Linked DNA regions of Homo sapiens: all the other regions are linked to region 3. The links are chromatin loops, found by intact Hi-C in ENCODE. Cell type or tissue: PC-3. All regions are shown on one strand.

Evidence for each region. Hi-C counts contacts between places; a loop is a spot of excess contacts. Peaks named below come from ENCODE experiments on the same cell type or tissue, not always from the same donor. Only the 100,000 strongest peaks of a DNase experiment are listed, where the experiment ranks them.
Region 1: it touches region 3 in a loop (5-fold over the local background); 2 of 110 quality-filtered maps call a loop at or near these places.
Region 2: a loop joins it to region 3, with 4 times the contacts of the local background. A loop is called at or near these places in 2 of 110 quality-filtered maps.
Region 4: a loop joins it to region 3, with 6 times the contacts of the local background. A loop is called at or near these places in 4 of 110 quality-filtered maps.

The regions. Positions count from the first base shown.
Region 1 is chrX:19,014,802-19,019,801 of GRCh38, forward strand. It overlaps ADGRG2 (adhesion G protein-coupled receptor G2), which reads right to left. Exons shown (of 29, transcript NM_001079858.3): 15 at 4,798-4,864. All of the region lies in intron 2 of LOC101928415 (a long non-coding RNA gene), which reads left to right. Among named protein-coding and RNA genes, the nearest start is that of PHKA2, 33 kb to the left of the region's middle. In PC-3, a CTCF peak has its summit at 2,683 (motif pointing right); DNase peaks (open chromatin) are centred at 2,000 and 2,670.
Region 2 is chrX:19,038,064-19,043,063 of GRCh38, forward strand. ADGRG2 (adhesion G protein-coupled receptor G2) reads right to left here. Exons shown (of 29, transcript NM_001079858.3): 4 at 2,126-2,161. The region is part of intron 2 of LOC101928415 (a long non-coding RNA gene); the gene reads left to right. Among named protein-coding and RNA genes, the nearest start is that of PHKA2, 56 kb to the left of the region's middle. In PC-3, CTCF peaks have their summits at 2,510 (motif pointing right) and 2,529 (motif pointing right); no DNase peak of the experiment used is centred here.
Region 3 is chrX:19,119,976-19,124,975 of GRCh38, forward strand. It overlaps ADGRG2 (adhesion G protein-coupled receptor G2), which reads right to left and starts at 2,493. Exons shown (of 29, transcript NM_001079858.3): 1 at 2,467-2,493. In PC-3, a CTCF peak has its summit at 2,262; no DNase peak of the experiment used is centred here; H3K4me3 peaks cover 1,576 bases; H3K27me3 peaks cover 2,021 bases.
Region 4 is chrX:19,332,209-19,337,208 of GRCh38, forward strand. No RefSeq gene overlaps it. Among named protein-coding and RNA genes, the nearest start is that of PDHA1, 9.2 kb to the right of the region's middle. In PC-3, CTCF peaks have their summits at 2,085, 2,985 (motif pointing left) and 3,185; DNase peaks (open chromatin) are centred at 2,093 and 3,013.

The DNA of each region.
Region 1 (5,000 bases), 110 kb before region 3:
TTTGTATTTTTAGTAGAGATGGGGTTTTGCTATGTTGGCCAGGCTGGTCTCGAACTCCTGACCTCCGATGATCTGCCCGCCTCAGCCTCCCAAAGTGCTGGGACTACAGGCGTGAGCCACTGTGCCTGGCCCAGAACACTTTTTAAAACATATGTGTATATAGATTTCTATGGCCCACTCCTCTGTGTTTGATTCAGCTGGTCTTGGGATGGGGCATATGTATTTTCTAAACTCTCTGGTGATTTTCATGGGCATCAAAGGTGGAGAAGTCCTCACCTACTCTCTGGCACAAGATCCATCAGTCTTGAGAGATCTAGGGAGGAACAACTAGAGGAGGAGCAACAAATTATTACCCAGGGAATATTTACTCAAGGAAGCCTCTGATCGATCTAGTGTCAGATGGAGACTTAGAACACCAACAAGAATGTGTTCTTAGAGCTTCTCTAGGGTGAGAAGAGGGAGGAATATTAGGTCAAGGGGCCTAAAGCAAGTCACATCTATAAAAAGAAAAGCCTGCTTGGTCCAGTCTGGCTGGTCACTTGGCCACAGGCCTCCCTGCATCCCCTGAGGTTCGGGGCAGTGAGGATAAAGGGTGTCAGACAGTCAGAAACATCATGAGTCAAAAAGCCTAGACTTGGCTGGGCACGATGGCTCACGCCTGTAATCCCAACACTTTGGGAGACCGAAGCAGTGGATCACCTGTGGTCAGGAGTTTGCGACCAGCCTGGCCAACATGGCGAAACCCTGTCTCTACTAAAAATACAAAAATTAGCCAGGCGTGGTGGCGGGTGCCTATAATCCCAGCTACTCGGGAGGCTGAGGCAGGGGAATCACTTGAACCCGGGTAGCGGAGGTTGCAGTGAGCCAAGATTGTACCACTGCACTCCAGTCTGGGTGAAAGAGCGAAACTCTGTCTCAGAAACAAACAAACAAACGAACAAACAACCTTCACTAGGGCTCCAGCTTTCACTACTCCTGTGGACAATTTACCCAACATCTCTCAGGCTCCATTCCCTAAACTGTACACTGTAGCAACCCACCTGGCCAAGTTGGGGTAAAGGTGCTTTGCAAAGTATACATTAAATTTTCTTCAGCTTATCTGGGGGCCTTCAGAAGGCCCCGTTCACTGGGCTCAACTGTGAAGAGGTTGCCTTCTACTCCTGTCATTTATGCTAGTCAGAGCCCTCCATCCACTGTGAGGCACACAGGGAAGCGGCAGAGCAGTGGTGGGCAATGCCAGCAGTACATCTGAACCCCTCAGAGTACCTCGGCACCGATGCCTGGGCTCCCACTCCAAACCAGCTGACCTGGAACCTCTGGCGGTGGGCGCAGTGCCCATTTTAATGCATGGCATTTTAATGTGCTTCTTTACTGCGGTGTAGCCTGCATAAAGTGTACTAATCTTAGATTTAGAGCTTGACGAATTTTATATATAATCACCACCTAGATCAAAGCAGAGCATTTCCAGCACCCTAGAAGGCCACCTTGACACATCAGTATGTTTTAAAAATACCCCAGGTATTTCTAATGTACAGTTAAACCTAAGAACCAACATATTAGAAAGACCCTGGGTGGGCATCTAATTCTAGCCCAGTGGTTCTCGAACTTGGCTGCACATTAGAACCACCCCACCCAGGAGTTTTTAAAAACTGGGAAGCCCAGGCCACATCCTACACCAGTCTCTGAGGGTGGGAGGCAGGCATCGATGTATTTTTGTTTTTATTTTTTATTTTTTATTATTTATTTATTTATTATTATTATACTTTAAGTTTTAGGGTACATGTGCACAATGTGCAGGTTAGTTACATATGTATACATGTGCCATGCTGGTGCGCTGCACCCACTAACTCGTCATCTAGCATTAGGTATATCTCCCAGTGCTATCCCTCCCCCCTCCCCCCACCCATCGATGTATTTTTAAATTCATTCATTCATTCATTCAGAGACAGGGTCTTGCTTTATCACCCAGGCTGGAATGCAGTGACATGATCATGACTCACTGCAGCCTCCACTCCCCAGGCTCAAGTGACCCCTCCTACCTCAGTCTCCCAAGCAGCTGGGACTACAGGTGTACATCACCCTGCCCGGCTAATTTTTAAAAACTGTTTGTAGAGACAGGGTCTCACTATGTTGCCCTGGCTGGTCGCGAACTCCTGGCCTCAAGCAATCCTCCCACCTCGGCCTCCCAAAGTGCTGAGATTACAGGCGTGAGCCACCATGCCCAGCTGCATCAATGTTTTTAAAACGCTCCAGAGGATTTCAACATGCAGCCAGGATTGAGAACCACTAGCACTGCTCTACAGTCTCTATACAGACCCTCGGTGCTCAAAGTGGGGTCCATGAACCAGCAACACTGGCTTCACCTGAGGAGCTTGTCAGAAATGCAGACTTTCAGGCCCAGGCCTTACTGGATCAGAATCTGCATTTTAACAAGATCCTGAGTGATGGATGTGCACGGTGATATTTGAGAAGTGTTGATCCAGTCCATTTCCTAATTTTACAGAGCTCTAACTCACTTCTTCATTTGATCTGAGATGCTGAAGGTAAAAAAGCATCTGCTCTGGAACACGGATACACAGCTAGTTAATGACTGAGCCCTAACTGGACATCAGTTTCACATCCTGACCCCTTTTCTATTCCTGTTTCTTCTTCTTAACCACTAGGGGCAGCCACTAGGGGTCAGTGGGGCTGCGTCAAAAGAGGGATGCTCTTCTGATCCGATCCCAATGCTTCCAGAAACTCTATCCCCAAAATGGGGCTCAATGCTCCAGCTTAATGGGGCATGTGAAGCTGAATGGGGCATGTTACTCTTTACTTTCTATTGCAGAAAATCCTGCTACAAATCCTTAACCAAAGACTTTTACCTGTTCCTCAAGGTCCAACGTTTTAATATTAGTATATCCCAGAAATCTGGCCCACAAAGGGCAGACAGGCTACACTTAGCCTTCTCTTCCCATCTGAGAAGCTACACAGATTTTTTTAAGTCCTTTTTTTCCAAATACAATTTTTATCTGATTGTAGAAGAATATAGAAAATGCTGCAAAGTAAGAAAGAAAAGAAAAAGTAAAAAAAAAAAACAAACAAAACTCATAATGCCAGCAGGCAGGTCACTCATGGGGAACCACAGTGAACATTTTCATTCCTGTCCTCCCTGTTTTTTTCTATGTATACACCTGTGGTCACATCATGTGTGACTTTCAGAGTCTTTTGCTGTTTTGGAGCACCCATCTCCCAGTTTCCCTCCATTGGAGCAATGATTTTAAGGCATCAATTCTCAACTTTGGTTGCACATTAGAATCGCCAGCAGGGCTTTTATTTTTATTTTTATTTTTATTTTTTTTGAGACAGCGTGTTGCTCTGTTGCCCAGGCTGGAGTGCAGTGGCATGAACATAGCTCACTGCAGCCTTGAGTTCCTGGGCTCAAGTGATTCTCCCACCTCAGACTACAGGCACGTGCCACGATGCCCAGTTTTTTGTTTGTTTGTTTGTTTGTTTTTTTTTAATTTTTTAGTAGAAATGAGATCTCACCCAGGCTGATCTTGAACTCTTGAGCTCAAGCAGTTCTCCTACCTGGGCCTTCCAAAGTGCTGAGATTACAGGCGTGAGCTACCTTGCCTGGTCCAGAAGGGCCTTAATGCCTAGGCTATATCCCAGGCCAATTAAATCAGAATCTCTGAGCCTGGTGACTGGGAATCAGTATTTTTTTTTAACTTTTTATTGGAACTAATTTTAGGTTTACAGAAATACTATAAAAACAATACAAACAGCTCTGTATACCTCCCACGCAGCTTGGTCACCCAGTGTTAACATCTAACATCCAGAATTAGACCCAAATGTCTATCAAAATTTAGTATAAGACAAAGGTGACATCTCAGATCACTGGGGAAAAGATGAACTTTTTCGTATTTAACTACATAAAATTGTTTCAAAATTTCCATGACAAAAAACATGATAAAGTCAAAAGACAACTAAAATACTGGGAGAAAATATTTGCAACATATACCATAGATATGCATATAAAGAGCTAATATGCACAATATATGAAGTACTTTTTTTTTTGAGACGGAGTCTTGCACTTTCACCCAGGCTGGAGAGCAGTGGCGCAACCTCGGCTCACTGCAAGCTCCGCCTCCCAGGTTCATGCCATTCTCCTGCCTCAGCCTCCTGAGTAGCTGGGACTACAGGCGCCCGCCACCATGCCCGGCTAATTTTTTTTTGTATTTTTAGTAGAGCTGGGGTTTCACCGTGTTAGCCGGGATGGTCTCGATCTCCTGACCTCGTGATCCGCCCACCTTGGCCTCCCAAAGTGCTGGGATTACAGGCGTAAGCCACCGTGCCCGGCTAAAGTACTCTTAAATAATGGATCAGATATCAATTAGAAAAAATACAGAAAAGACATGTACATGTAATTCACAAAAAGATACAAAACAGCCCCCAAATATATGAAAAAATGTTCAGACTCTGCCTTAGTAAGGAAATGTTGATTAAAGTAACACTGAGCTACCATTTCTCACCTATCAGACCGTCAAACATGTTTTTAAAATGACAAAACATTTAGTTGGTGAGTCTTGGGAGTCAGTGTTTTTAATGCTCCCCAGGTGATTCTAATGTGCAGCTAAGATTTCAAACCACTGGTTTAAGGCAGTGGTCCAAGTGGAAACTTCATACTGCAGAAAACTGCATTTTCCCTAAAATTGAAAGCCTTCTTTACTCCCAAAATTCTAAAACTCCTTAGCTAGCATGGTGATTTTTTTTTTTTTTTTTTTAAGGAGAAGGGTCAGCATGTTTGTTACATACCACTGAAGCTTTTCCAACTCTTCTGGGGAGGAAGGGCAGGGTATCCTGACAGAACAGCAGCAGTGTTCTAGGAGAGACAAAAGGAAAAGGAGTAAGAAAAATGCACGGTCAAGAACAAAGCAAGGTGGCAGCTCAGAACCATTAAGTATCACGGTTCCTACACTGCATTTAAAAGAGCAATTGTCTAAAACAGGTGATAAAAT
Region 2 (5,000 bases), 82 kb before region 3:
ATTTAGGATTAAAAAAATTGCTACCACTCAATACTGTACTACCTAACCAGATTTCCTGGTAAGTTATTTTAAAATATGGCTGCTATTAAGGCAATTAATCAAGTGATAAATTTCCTGTGGAATGACTCCACTTAAGCTAAGAAGTCAATCTACTACACACATTTTGCATATTTAAATATTTAAAAGATTCAATGGCTTGACCTCTACCTAAACATGGGAAAAGCAAACACCAACATTTTATAACTAAAATAAGTTTTGCAGTATGGAGCCTGATTTTCAGCTGGTATGGACCAAAGTTGGGTGTGTCAAGGCACTTTGGCTGGCCTGCTTTAGACTGCTCTTGTGTTGGCTGAAACACACACACCCTGTCTGTCCACATTATTGTTTCCATATTTTGTCATTTACTACATTTATTTATTTCTTAAATTACCAAGGATATTTCTTGAGAAGTAAGACAGTTCCTGAGCAATAAGATTCAAAGTGTAGATATAGAATCCTTTTTGCTCTTGGGGCAGAACAAAATAATTGGCCACAACTAGTTTTTAAGGAATGACTATTAATTCTTCCGAATGTTGATGAATGGTGACACTGTGCAAAGAAGAGACCTCTGGGCATGGCTGCCCATCCATCCCTTGATGCTACACTGGCTCTTACCTTCCAGTTTGCACTGCTCTCCCCCAGGGCACCCAGAAGCCAGGCTGTGACTAGACCCAGTGTGTCCCCCCAGAGTCCCATTCCCTATTCTATGCAAACAAGGTTTTGCAGATATCACCATGATTCAGTTTGCTAAGGACTATTCTATTGGAAGAAAAATATAGTGGTTCATTGTGCCCTAGAAGCTTAACAACTAGGGGGCAAATTGGCGAGATCAAAAGAGCTTGGACTTTGGAGGCCTGCAGTCCTGGGTTTGAATCTTTGCCCCATTACTCAAAAACTCGTAAAAATAATAGTTACCACTTACCAAGGGTTTACACTGTGCCTGGCACATATGTTATCTCATTCCGTCTTCACAACTACCCGACAACAGCTACTATTATTCTCCCTAATTTACAGGAGAGGAAACTGAGGCATGGAAAGGTTAAAGGAACTAGCCCAAAACCACACAGCTAGGAATGAAGGCAGGAAGGTGGTGGCCAAATTACAACTCAAGTCATCTGGCTCCAGAGAATGTGTGAACACGAGCATGTTTTATCCTCCCCAAGCCCCAGTTTCCTCATCTATAACACGAATATTTCCTATGCTGCAAGACTGAGAGGAGAACGAGGAGATGTCTGAAGGCTTCCAGATACATAGTAGTGCATGAGAAGTATAGCTATTGTGATTAATTGGATTTAAATAATGAATCAATAACAGTAGAAGCTCATTTGCACACAACTACAGAAAGAATGTGAGTTGACTCACTCCCCATCATAAAAGATTGTTCTGGAATAGATGGTGTACCCAAAAGAATACAGAAGTAGGAGTCAGAGAAGCCATGTGCTGCCTCTGTGTGATGTGGAGCAAGGAGCTGTGTGATCTTAGAGAAGTTCCTCAGCCACTCCAGGCTTCATTATCTCATCAACTAATGGACAGGGCTGGGTCACTTTATCCCTAAGGTCCCATTCCAGCTAGCAGTCTCGAATTCAGGTTCTGTTCCAGGCACTTGCCAATCTGGGTTCTAATGTATTTGCCTTCCCATTCTGGTGAGTGCTGGGCCCTTAGAATCCTAGTGAAAAATATCCTTTCAGTGGAGGTACTGAGGGTGTATATTTAAGTGAACATCTCATCTCATCTCCTCCCTTAAATGTAAAAACATCTGGCATGTTTATGTTCCTGATACTCTTCAAGAGACTTGTGAACTAGAATACTAAAAATAACTGCTGAACTTAAGTAATTACTGTAATGAAAACTAACAATTTAGTCCCCTGTGATTTGTTGCCTGGCTTTGTCCCGCAATATGGACGGATCAATATGACTGTCCTCTGGTCTATGCTTGCATTGATTTTTCAGGTGTAGGCTTAATGACCTAATTAAGCTTCTTGGAGGAAAACAATTTTGTTGTACCTGACTACATGCCATGTTTCATAGAGAACTTACAGAATAATATTTTCCTGAAATTCCCCAGAGTTCTAAAAAAACAACTTACCAGGTGGTGGTGACAAACTGGAATTATCAGTATCTTCTGTTGAGGAAAAGAGGTGATTCAGAATTAGTTTCATGAGGACTAAAATCAATAAAATTGTACTATATTAAGGATTTTTTGTCAAATAAGTAGGTTTCAGCTACTCATGTCACTAAAAAAAAGTATGTGAATGTTTATCAGCCTCACTACTGTAACAATTTCACTATCCATATGTACTCCATCCCATCATGTTATAAACCTCAAATGTGCACAATAAAATTTATTTTAAAAAATAAGATAAAATTAGTTTAATTTATGCACACATTTGTAGGAGATTAACATCTTTAATGGAAGTGAACGTAAGCTGAATTACAAATAGCTACCAAAAGAGGGCAGTATGTTAATTTACTATTATTTTCAACAGCCTAATCAATACTTTTTAACGTGTATGTTTGCATAAATTAAACTTCCATTAACTGTGCTGCTTTTGAGCACAGACGTTATATCTATTAAGCCATTTCTTTCTTATGAGTTAAGCTAGATCAGACACCTCTGGGTTTATAAACTACAAGAGCTGCTGAGTTATTTATTTGGGGAAAATGCTCAGATCTCTTAAAAGAAAAGTAATTCTATATTTCTATCTATGAAAATAATACATACATATTGGAGAAACGAGAAATTACAGATAAGCAAGAAGAAGAAAATAAAAACCATCTATAATTTCACCACTCAGAGAAAAATGACATTAACATGTTAGTATATATTATTTCTCTATGTGTGTATATATATTTACATATATAGATATATGCATGTGTTTATATGTGTATATATTTACATATATACAGATACATGCATATATGTTTATATGTATATATATGTATGTATAAGGATTATATCACACAAAAATATTTATAACTTGATTTTTCTCATGACAATATATCATGAACGTCATTCTATATCATCAAACAATTTTCCACAACACCATCTATGATGGCTGAATAGCACTTCAATTGTTGTATGTACTATTTATCTATATAACAAATTTCCTCTTAATGGGCATTTTGGTGTGTATGATTTTTCATGATTACAAACAATGCTGCAATAAATCCTTTGGGCTAAATTTTTACATACATATGTGGCTATTTCTTTCAGAAATTCCATAAATGTTGTTTGCAAAATGCCCTAGAGAAAACTTGGACCAATTTATACTACCCTTTAGAAGTGTTACATCCCCAAATACTGACCCACATGGGGTGTTATCTTATACATTAAAAAAATTAATTACAAAGGGATATTTTTACAATGTTATCTTGAGATACAATTAATAGGAAAGAATAAGTATGTTTGCAAACTAACATTGCACAGTGAAACATACCTGGTAGCCTCCAGGAGCCTATTTTCTTGAAATGATGGTAGGGTACTGATTGTTTTCTGGGATAATTAAAATCATAGTTCGGCTCGAAAGCAGGACTGAATGAGTGCCCAAGTTCCCCAATAACCCTGCAGCCAACAAGGCAAATGTAGGCAAGTGGCTAGGTGCTTTGGTGCCCTAATTTAATTGCAGTTACTTCTTCCTTAGTCTCTGTTCTTCTGTATCTCTCATGCTACTTTAATATTCCACTAATCTGTTGAGTTAGCTTTTAAAGGGTTAATTTTGTTTTTGAGACAGGGTCTCACTCTGTTGCCCAGGCTGGAGTGCAGTGGTGCGGTTGTGGCTCACTGCAGCCTCAGACATCCCAGGCTCAAGTGATCCTCCCACCTCAGCCTCTTGAATAGCTGGGACCATAGGTACGCACCACCACACCTGGCTAATTTTTTTATTTTATTTTTTGTGGAGATGGGGGTCTCACTATGTTGCCAGGGCTGGTCTTGAACTCCTGAGGCTCAAGCACTCACCTCGGCCTCCCAAAGTGCTGGGATTACAGGTGTGAGCCACCATGCCCAGCCTGAAAGGGTTAATTGAAAAAATACCTTTGGGAACACTGAAGGGGTCATCAGTCATTCACATCTTAGTATGAGTTCATTTGAATTGGGTGAATTCATCTGATCATCTAGCAAAGAGCTACCACACTGGGCAACGTGGGAAAGCCCTGGGTAAAATCAACATTCAATATGGACTACCCTCAGAATGACACCTGTCAGTGTGGGCAGGTAAAGTGAAGAAGGGCAGGCACCTGGCAAAGGCGGGGAGCAGGATGAAGGCACCTGGGAAGAGTTAGGTACCAGAGAAGAGGGATGGAGAGTGACGTCGAGGGGCAACAGAGGCTAACATTGCTTCACTGACAATTTTGCCCGGTGGATGGCCATAGTTCCAACCTTCTCCACTGCCAAATCTGTTGACCACAGCTGTGTACACACAGGGGGCTGATTTGAGTTTCACCTCTTTCTTACTTATTAGAAAAAAATGGACAAGTCAAGGGTAAGAGAAGAGCCAGAGCAGAGAAGGAAGTTTTCTGGGAAACTCACAAAACTGGTCCTCCATCCCTGAGTTTGATAGGCGTGGGCTTATAATCAAGAGCTGAAACTTGATCAAAATGTAGATAAGGCTGGGCGCAGTGGCTCACATCTATAATCCCAGCATTTTAGGAGGCCGAGGTGGGAGGATCACTTGAGGCCAGGAGTTCGAGACCAGCCTGGCCAACATGGCGAAACCCCGTCTCTACTAAAAATATAAAAATTAGCCAGGCGTGGTGGTGCACATCTGCAATCCCAGCTACTTGGGAGGCGGAGGCATGAGAACTGCTTGAACCCAGGAGGCGGAGGTTGCAGTGAGCTGAGATCACACCACTGCACTCCAGCCTGGGCGACGGAGCCAAACTCTGTTTCAAAAAAAAAAAGTAGATGAGGGGTTGGACCAGCCCAGGGCTGGTCTCTTTCATCATGAAATGTACAGGGCTCT
Region 3 (5,000 bases):
TACACACACCTGGAATCTGTGTTTTTTGGGCAAGATTTCTTCACAGACAAAATACTGATGCTGGCCCTGCCTTTCTTCAGTGTTTTTCAGTAGCTAAATATGCTCTATCCCCCTTTTAATGAAAGTCACCTTGCAGAGATGTGGGAGTGATAAAAGCAGAAGGGAATCCGATCCGGGCTGGCATCACGCTGAGGCCCTGTAAAAGAATACTCCTGAAAAGCTACAAAATTTGGCCACTTTTTGTTTTCCAGCTTTGCATTTGAGCTGTGAAAGCTGCCAAACCAAGCAATGTCCAGCTCATCTTAGATCTTAACTAAGCAAAATTTTATGAGATGCTAAATAGAGACTCCCCAATCCTTTGAAAATAACACACAACTTGTCAATAAACTTACAAAATTATTTCAATATCAAACTTAATTGTATTGTCTATCAATAATTAAGCTCCTAATAAACTGTTAACTGTTGATATTAATAAAGTAATAAATTTTGTCACACCATGCATGCCTGGGTATGCTCTTAGACTTATCTCTTCAGATAGCCAAAGAGGAGTTGAGAAAGATTGGAGATAACTGCAACATCTAGCTAGTCTTCCCTTAATAAACCTCTACTCTCCATCACCCACCATCTCAAACCCTGATCAAAAAATGGGTTCTCTTTCCACGTATGGTGACTATTAGGATCAGCTACATAATTTGTGGGACCCAGTGCAAAATGAAAAGGAGAGGCCCCTTGTTCAAAAATTAAGAATTTCAGCATTAAACCAAGTGCAGGATGCATGTCCATGAAGCCAGCCCTGCTATCAGATCATGTATTTGGCTAGAAAGTTGGTAAGAAAAGTAAAATATTTCGCTATTAAATGAGTAGTGAAGGAAATCAAATCATTTTACCCCAAAATATATTTCTTTGACATATTTTGAAATAGTTGACATATTTCTAAATATTGACGTATTTAGAAAGCCAGCCAGTAGAGCTAATGCAAAGCTGTCCTTGGTGCGGAAGATTTGCATTTGTAGAGAATCTGCACGGATGTAGCCAGGCTTTATCGAGGTCCTCCCTTGTCCAGATCTAAGAGAAATTAACTGAGGATCTGACCCCTTTAAAGGTCTGAAAGAAACATTTACTGTTTATTCTCTCTGAGGGCTGCCACCTGTGAGGTTTCATTGACATCTCCAGACCATTTTTGCTGGCCAAGCCTCCTCTTCTCCCCCTCTCACAACCTCTTTTACCACCATAACCTGTTTGGGGCCATGCGTTGAGACCCCTTTCTTTCTGTAACCTCAAGATAATCTACATGCTTCTGTACCCCATTGGGGGGCTGGGGGTAATCACTCTATTGTTCTCTCCCCGTGGACACATTAATACATTTGCATGCCTTTTCTCCAATCAATCTGTCTTTGTCAGTTAATTTTTCAAGCGAACCTTCAGGGGGCGAAGGGAAAGTTTCCCTTGGCCTTTATAGTAGCAAGTGTTTTTGCGTGCGTTTGGGGGTAGAGGTGGCAAAGAGGTATTAAAGCTATACATACTGTAAAGTCTTAGGACCTCGTCTCCCAATCTCCCACTTTTCCTAAGGTTTTCAGCCTGCTGGACAAAAAGTACTTCCGTAGGGCCTGCCGGATAAAGTGTGGTCCATGGAACAGCATCAGCAGCCACTGGGAGCTTCTTAGAAATGCAGACGCTCGGCCCCCACCCCAGACCTGCGGGATCAGAATCTCATTTTAACGGGATCCCTGGGGGATTATCGTGCACAGTACAGACTGTCACTGTCGAAGCAGCCACGGAAAACCTGTCCCCTGCTTCGTCTGGCTCTCGGGAGGTCAGCTCTCTTCTTCCCCCTCACTTTTTATCGGGTTTCGGAGCCTCGAAACTCGAGTCCCTGCCGAAATGCGCTCACTCCGAGACCACGAGCCCCCTCCTTCCCCGGCGTGCTCACCCCCTGGCTCCGGGCCGCCGCTCCGTCCCTCGGTGCCCGGGGCCACCTGTTCGGGGCCGCGCCGAGTGGTGCCGCCCCAAGCCGTCCGGGGCCCGGGCGCGTTCGCGCTCCGCCAGCACCGCCGCAGCCCGACCAGGCGCGCGGAGCCGGGCTCCCGGGAGTTGGCGTCTAGCACACCACCCGCGCGAGTCAGGCTCGTGGCTCAGTTTCCCGCGGGTTGGGGAAAGTACGGCTCCGTCCGAAGGTTTTGGAGACGCGCGTCTCCCCTTGGAGCCTCCTTTCCCACGGCGCGCGGGCTCCCCCAGTCGGGGAACTAGCCCCGGGGCTGGGAGCTACGCCTCCGCCTTTCAGGATGTTCCCGGGCCCCGGCTAGGAACAGCAGCCGGGCGGAAGGCGCGTTCGTCCCGCCGGCCCGCTGGCCCGCCGCCCTCCGGGGCTAGACGCTGCGCCCGAGCCTCCAGCGCCCGTGGCCGGCTGTGCGAGTCTGGGTCTCAGGACCCCAAGGGGCCAGACCCGTCCTGGCGCCGAGCGCTTACCTGCCGCTCGCGTCCTCGGGGCTGGCTGCTGGCGCCGTCCGGCCCGCCTTTTCCCCTCTCCGGGGCTGCGGCCCTCCTCCCCCCGCCCGCGGCCTCGGCGCCGCCCCCGCCGCTCCCGGCCCGCTCCGCCGCCAGCTCTCCAGCTGCCCAGCGCGGCGTGGCGCGTCGGGCGCTCGGCGGCGGCGAGGCTGGGCGCGGAGGTGGGGAGCGGGCGGGGCGCGGAGGGAGGAGGGGGAGCGGGCAGCGCGGCCGGCCGAAGCCGGGCTGGGAGCTCGGGGCAGGGGCAGGGGCCGGGGAGAAGCGGGGGCGGCGAGCTCGGCCGCCCACCCCACCGCAGCCGGGGGCCCCGCAGCGCTCCTGGGCTCCAGGCACTGCGGGACCCTCAGATGCCCGGCGTCCAGCCCAGCGAGCTCCTCCTTGGGGACCCCAACGGACCCCAACCTCCAGACTCAGCGGCTCACCTTTAGGGCTCGCCCCGGTACCCATATGCCCGTTTCAGTGTCGCACGCTGTAATGGGTGGGAGCCCCGAGGGCGCACTTCTACCAAGATATTCCTGAATCCGGAGATCAGATGTCAGACCACTTGAGAGGGGAATTTGGAGAGAGCAGTAAACGAGAAATGTCCCAGTAAAGGATTCAGTTCGATGGTTTTCCTGGTGAAGGACTGGAAATACACCGGGTTCCCAGAAACCGGGATCTCGGGCGCTCTGCCTGCTGGGGGTCGAGGTGGAGGGGGTATATAAAGTGAGTTGTCCCTGGTCCCCTCTACCTTTCTGTCTCAGCATCTCTCCTCCTGCATGGTCATAGAATAAAAACTAGATCTGGATAGGACTTACAGATCCCCTAAGCAATTTGTCAAAGTACCCTATTTTACAGATGGGAAAATGGAGGCTCAGTTCTACAATACGAATTAGTTGTAGAGACCAGGGAAAAAATAAGCGCTCTGAATTCCCTTTCCGGCTCATTTTACTGCCCCCCTCCCCCGCCGCCTTTATAGTCGAATAACACCTGTGTTTGCAAAATGCTTTGTCGTTTTAAAGGCATCGTTCTCTTTCGTTAAACCTGCGGGAGAATATACCATTTTTCCTTTACAACTAGAACAAAATTCTGGATTCTGAATTGCATTCACAGCCCTGGAGACGCGATGGTTATCAAGTGCAGATCTTTAAGGCATATCCTGGCTGACTCTGCCATTTTAGACACATGATGGGCGAGATGTATATTCTGCTTTGCAGGAGGGGTTGAATTTGTTTTGCAAACACCAGTTTATTAACACTCACAACATTCTAACTGAATAAATGAATGGACAGTCTTTTCAGAGAGACTTTTAACTGATTGGATTAAGGGAGAGTAGAGTCAGGAAGCTCATCCAGGTTACATAAATTAAAAGTTTTGATGAAGGGGAAAATGGTGTATTAAATAAACACACCCGGTATTACTCCAACGGGTTAAATTGGTTCCGTTTGAATGAACTTAACACGTATTTTTAACTTACATATAACTTTTGCATATTAACTTCTTTATTTTTGCTTTACATAGACCTCATACCTAAAGAATTTTCATACACCGCTAGTGGGAGTGTAAATTTTTACAAGCATTTTGGAAAACTCTTTGGCAGAATCTATTAAAGCTGAGAGTACAACTACCCTCTGACCAGCAATTCCCCTTCTGGATGTACACACAACCTCAATCAGTGTGTATGTTTACCAAAGGATATGAACTAGAATATCATACCAGTATATTTGCAATAGCCCAGATTGGAAATGACCCAGATGCCCACCAACAGAATGGATCGCAGACATTGTGATGGTATAGTCACAAAGCGGAATCCCAGACAGCAATGAGACTGCATGAACCACTGCTATGCTTAATATAGATGAACCTCTGAAACAATGTTGAGTGAAGAAGTCAGGCCCAAAAACACAGACACTATATGATTTTGTTTCTGTAAAGGATAAAACAGGCAAAACTAACCTATGCTGTTAGGATAGCGGTCACTGGAGAATAAGAAGGGCTTACAGGTAATGTCTGGCTTCTTGATCTGGGTACAGTTTAAACGGATCTATGAGCACTTTTCTGTATGTATGTCTCACGTCAATAACAAGTTAATATATGTCTATCTCATATTAACAGTTGCTTGAATTTCTAAAGTTAAGCGTGATACCAGAGTAAGTATGCTTTTCCTTTAAACAAACTTGCTGTTTAAAAAAGGACTTTAAGGCTCTTTGGGAGGCTGGGGTGAGGGGATTGCTTGAGCCCAGGAGTTCAAGACCAGCCTGAGCAACATAGTGAGACTCCATTTCTGTAAAAATAAAAAATAAAAAAAAATCAGCCAGGCATGGCGGTGCATGCCTGTAGCCCCAGCTATTGATTATTGTGAATAAAGGCAATATAAATATTCACATACAGCTTTTTGTGTGAATATAAACCTCTATTTCACTTAGGTAAATACCTAGAAGTAAGAGTGCTATGTCATATGGTAAGTTTAGCTTTATCAAAAACTGGTAGCCAGACACAGTGGCTTGCCCCTGTAA
Region 4 (5,000 bases), 210 kb after region 3:
GCCTTAATAGGTCCTGGTAAGAACTCTGGCTTTTACTCTAATTGCAGTGGGAAAGCACCGGTGCGCATTAAGCAGGGGAGGGACAAGATCTGGTTTATGCTTTTGGAAGACACCCTTGACTGCCGCATAGAGAGTGGACAGGAGCAGGACAAGGCTGCTACTTAACCTCCGCAAGAAGCCCAGATGAGAGACATGGACAAGCGTGGCCCAACTAGGTGCAGAGGTGGAGGCAGTGACAGACGCAGTCCTGTTTAGAAGAAGGCTCTAGAACTGTGTGGGAAAGCTCAGGTGCCGTGGAGCACAGCTGAGGAGTGGCGGTAGTGTGGCACTCAGGGCTTTGCAAAGCTCCAGGGTGTGAAGCGGTGACTGATGACAGAGACCATGAATGCCAGGGCGCTGGACACCCATTTTGATTTTTAAATAGGCTAATACGGCATCTTGTAACATCCCTGCGAGTCAAAGCCCAGGGCCCCAGGAGTTCCCAGCTGTGTGAGCAATGCAGACCAGGGGCCAAAGCGCAGCCCAGTGCCAGGAAGAGCCCTGGATTTGTCTTTGACCAATCCCTAATCAGTGGCTGATGCCTAAAACACCACCATTTGAGATTTCTTTGGAGTTTAGGTCTTTAGCTGGGAAGAAAACGCAAATTCCCTTCCCAAAGGCAAAACAGAAGGTGGTGAGGGAGACTGGACCTGAAGTTAGCAGTGTGACCGTGAACTTGAGGGCAGTCAGACGGAGAGGCCGGTCAGGACAGAAGATTCGGATTTCCGATTTAGAAACAGCTTTCGGGCTGTGGAACTGGAAATAATCAGGGGTACATTAGCTGGTGAGCCTCCAGGAAAGCAGGCTTTGATGGAATGAGGGAACAGGACTCTGTGGCTTCGGGGGATCTCAAAAAGGAGGAGGCAGCAATTAGCACCAGAAAGAGCCTCCAGCTGGCAGGAAGGGAGCTTGGCTGCTTCCCAGGTTTCCTAAGCGAGCTCCAGCCTGGCCTCGAGTGTGTCTGGTCTGCAAATCACCGGGCCCTTGCCTTGTCCTTCTGCAGCTGCTGGTGCAGCCCAGCCTTGGGCAGAGTGAGACACTCCCTTCTGGGATGAATCCTGTGGGGACCCTAAAGGCAGCTTTTCCAGGCTCCTCTGGGCCATCAACCCAGTTAATTGGAAAACCATGTTCCTGAATAACTAAGTTACTGAAATAGTTTCAATAGCTTCTGAAAGCACAATCAAACCTAATTTTCTTACTGAGTTTCTTTTTTTTGAGACAGGGTCTCACTCTGTCGCCTAGGCTGGAGTGCAGTGGTGCAATCTCAGATCACTACAGCCCGGGTTCAAGTGATCCTCCCACCTCAGCCTCCCAAATAGCTAGGACTACAGGTCTTACTTTTTAAAAATAAACTTAATTTTGCTTATGTTTTAGTTCACTATTTTTTAAAAAAAATCTCAACTTGAAGGCATTGAAAAGAACATCGTTATTCCAGTCTTGATCACATTTCCCCCTACCCGTCCAACTGTCTCAGCCTCCCAAGTAGCTGGGACTACAGGCGCCTGCCACCACGCCCAGCTGGTTTTTGTATTTTTAGTAGAGACGGGGTTTCACCATGTTGGCCAGGCTGGTCTCGAACTCCTGACCTCAGGTGATCTGCCACCTCGGCCTCTCAAAGTACTCAGATTACAGGCATGAGCCACCATGTCCAGCCTCACGTTTTTAATTCATTCTTCCTATTATGCATCAACTACTGTAGTAGAGGTTGAGGAGATTGAAAAATTAGATTATTTGATTTCTGCCCCAGAGGATCTACTACTGGTAGGAATAATGTGCAAACAAGTCATTAAAATGCAAAGAATAAGCCCTATATTAAGATATATTCAAATCATATGTACTAAATTTTAACTTACATTTTAATTTACCAAGTAAATAAATTCTATAAGTTTATCACCATGTATTAATATGGTTCTTGACTAAATTCCAAGAGAATTCCAGACACGTGACAAATTTTCTCATTATGTTACAGCACCACCTGTGGAATTCTTATGTAACTGCAGAGCTGGCTTTTTATTTCTTATGTTAGATGTGGACTTTTTACATAATTGCATAACAATTTTTAATTTGTTGTGTTAGAGTGTCATCATGTGGAATTTTGTGTAATTGCAGAATATATTTTTGTATCTCTTATGTTAGAATGCCCCCTGTGGGGTTGTCATGTAAATTGCAGGATTGTAGGGCAGATTTTTTTTTTTTTTTTTTTTTTTTTTTTTTTTTTTTTTTTGAGACAGGTTCTCACTGTCGCCTGGGCTGGAGTGCAGTGGCGCCATGCACTCGGCTCACTGCAGCCTCCACCTCCCAGGCTCAGGTGATCCTCCCATCAGTCTCCAGAGTAGCTAGGACTACAGGTGCACACCACCACGCCTGGCTAATTTTTTGTACTCTTTATTTTATTTTTATTTTTTTTGAGACGGAGTGCAGTGGCGTGATCTCAGCTGACTGCAATCTCCAACTCCCTGGTTCAAGCGATTCTCCTGCCTCAGCCTCCCGAGTAGCTGGGATTACAGGCACGCGCCACCATGCCCAGCCAATTTTTGTATTTTTAGTAGAGATGGGGTTTCACCATGTTGGCCAGGCTGGTCTCAGAAGCCTGACCTCGTGATCCGCCCACCTTGGCTTCCCAAAGTGCTGGGATTACAGGCGTGAGCCACCGCGCCGGGACATATTTTGTACTTTTGTAATAGAGATGGGGTTTCGCCATGTTGGCCAGACTGGTCTCCAACTGCTGGCCTCAAGTGATCCGCCTACCTTGGCCCCCGCAAAGTGCTGCGATTACAAACGTGAGCCACCGCACCCGGTGAGATTTTTTTCTTTTTTCTGTTTGAAATAGTCTGGCTCTGTTGTCCGGGCTGGGGTGTAGCGGTGTTTTTCTTATTAATGAGATTGGAGTGCCACCTAGTAACATTTTCTTGTAATTGCACACAGATATGTTTTTCTTATTACTCTGATTACATCGCCCCCTGATGGAATTTGCCTGCAATTGCTTATGAGGGTCTTCCCTATTACTCAGGTTAGAGTGCCACCAGGTAGAATTGTCGCGTAATTGCAGGACAAATATGTTTTTCCCACTATAGTGGTCCCTGCCAACCCTTATCTTCAGGGGATATGTTCCAAGTCCCCCAGTGAATGCCTGAAACTTTTGAATAGTACTAAGCTCTCTGTATACTGGCTTTTTCCATCTAATCACCAAGATGGCTAAGTGACGAATGAGGGGTAGCATATTCAGTGTGGATACCGTGGACAAAGTACTGATTCACAGCCTAGGCGGGACAGAGCAGGACGGTGCGAGGTTTCATCACATTACTCAGAACAGTATGTAATTTTAAACATGAATTGTTTATTTCTAGAATTTTCTGTTTAATATTTTTGGCAGAGGTTGACCGTGGATAACGGAAACTGCAGAAAGCAAAACCGTGGATAAAGGGGACGGCTGTACGCAGGTTAGTGAGTCACCTGGTGGAATTTTTCTGAAACTGCAGAACAGATCTGTTTGTTATTTCTCATGTTGGAATGCCACCTGGCGGAATTGTCCTTTGTTAAAAAGTACATCTATGGTCCTCAAACTTGGCATCCAAAATACCTGGAGAGCTTGTTATTTTATTTTATTTCTGAGACAGGGTCTTGCTCTAGCACCCAGGCTGGAGGGCAGTGGTGTGATCACAGTTCACTGCAGTCTTAACCTCCCAGTCTCAAGCGATTCTCCTGCCTCAGCCTCCCAAGTAGGTGGGACCACAGGTGCACCACCACGCCCAACTAATTTTTGTATTTTTAGTAGCAGTGGGGTTTCACCATGTTGGCCAGGCTGGTCTCAAATGCCTGACCTCAAGCAGTCCTCCCACCTCAGCCGCCCAAAATGCTGGGATTACAGGCGTGAGCCAACGTGTCCAGCCCGGAGAACTTTTTAAATCAAAGATTGCAGGTTTCCACTCCCAGAGTTTCTTATTCAGGAGGTTTGGGATGGGGTCTGGGAACGTGCATTTCTAACAGATTTCCCAGTTTGTGTTGATGCTGCTTGTCTGAGGTGCACTTTGAGAATTACTAAGTCCTCAACTCCTTAAATTTTAGTTGCCCACATAAGTGGGTTCTTTCCTATATGATTTTCGCAATTCTTTCATCTTTGAAGAACTGTAGAGATTTGAAATCTTGGCTTTCTGGAGCCTTTCCAAAGAACTCAGGATACCTTTTTTTTTTTTGAGTTGGGGTCTCACTATGTTGCCCAGGCTGGTCTCAAACTCTGTGCTCAAGTGATCCTCCCGACTCCTGAGTAGCTGGGACCACAGGCATGTGCCACTGTGTGCAGCTCGGGATATCTTTTGATTAAATCTACCAGTTGCTTTTGAAAACAGTTTTTACAACCTGATCTAAGTCACTTTACAATGTAGGGTTTTGTCTGGTTTTTATAGCCCTGCATCCTAGAATAGGCACTCTTGAAATATCTGTTGGACGAGTGAATGAATGTGGCCCTTTGACACCATGTCAGTTGGATAAATAGGGTTGTGTCCCACAATTAAAGCAGATGAAGCTCTTTGTCTCCTTCCTTCTCTATAACCTATTATGCTACAAAAAAAGAAGTCATAGACAGAATTCTATCCAGATCATTTATTTATGCAGGCACAAAATGTGCCATACATCCTGTTCCCTTAAGCTTGGCAAGGGCCTGTTCTCTCCTTCTGGGAACCGTGACAAGCTTCTTCATGAAGTGTTGATCCCAGGCAGACCCAAACAGGTGGCTTGTCAGACGGTTAGACTCTATTCACACGAGGGCTGGCGGCCCTGAGAGTCTTTTGAGCCAACTGCATATATATATATTTTTTTGAGACGAAGTCTCACTCTGTCACCCAGGCTGGAGTGCAGTGGCGTGATCTCAGCTCACTGCAACCTCTGCCTCCTGGGTTCAAGTGTACCCTCCCTGGCTCAGTGTAACCCGCACGGACCTAGGGGGACTGAACAAAGGGGACTGA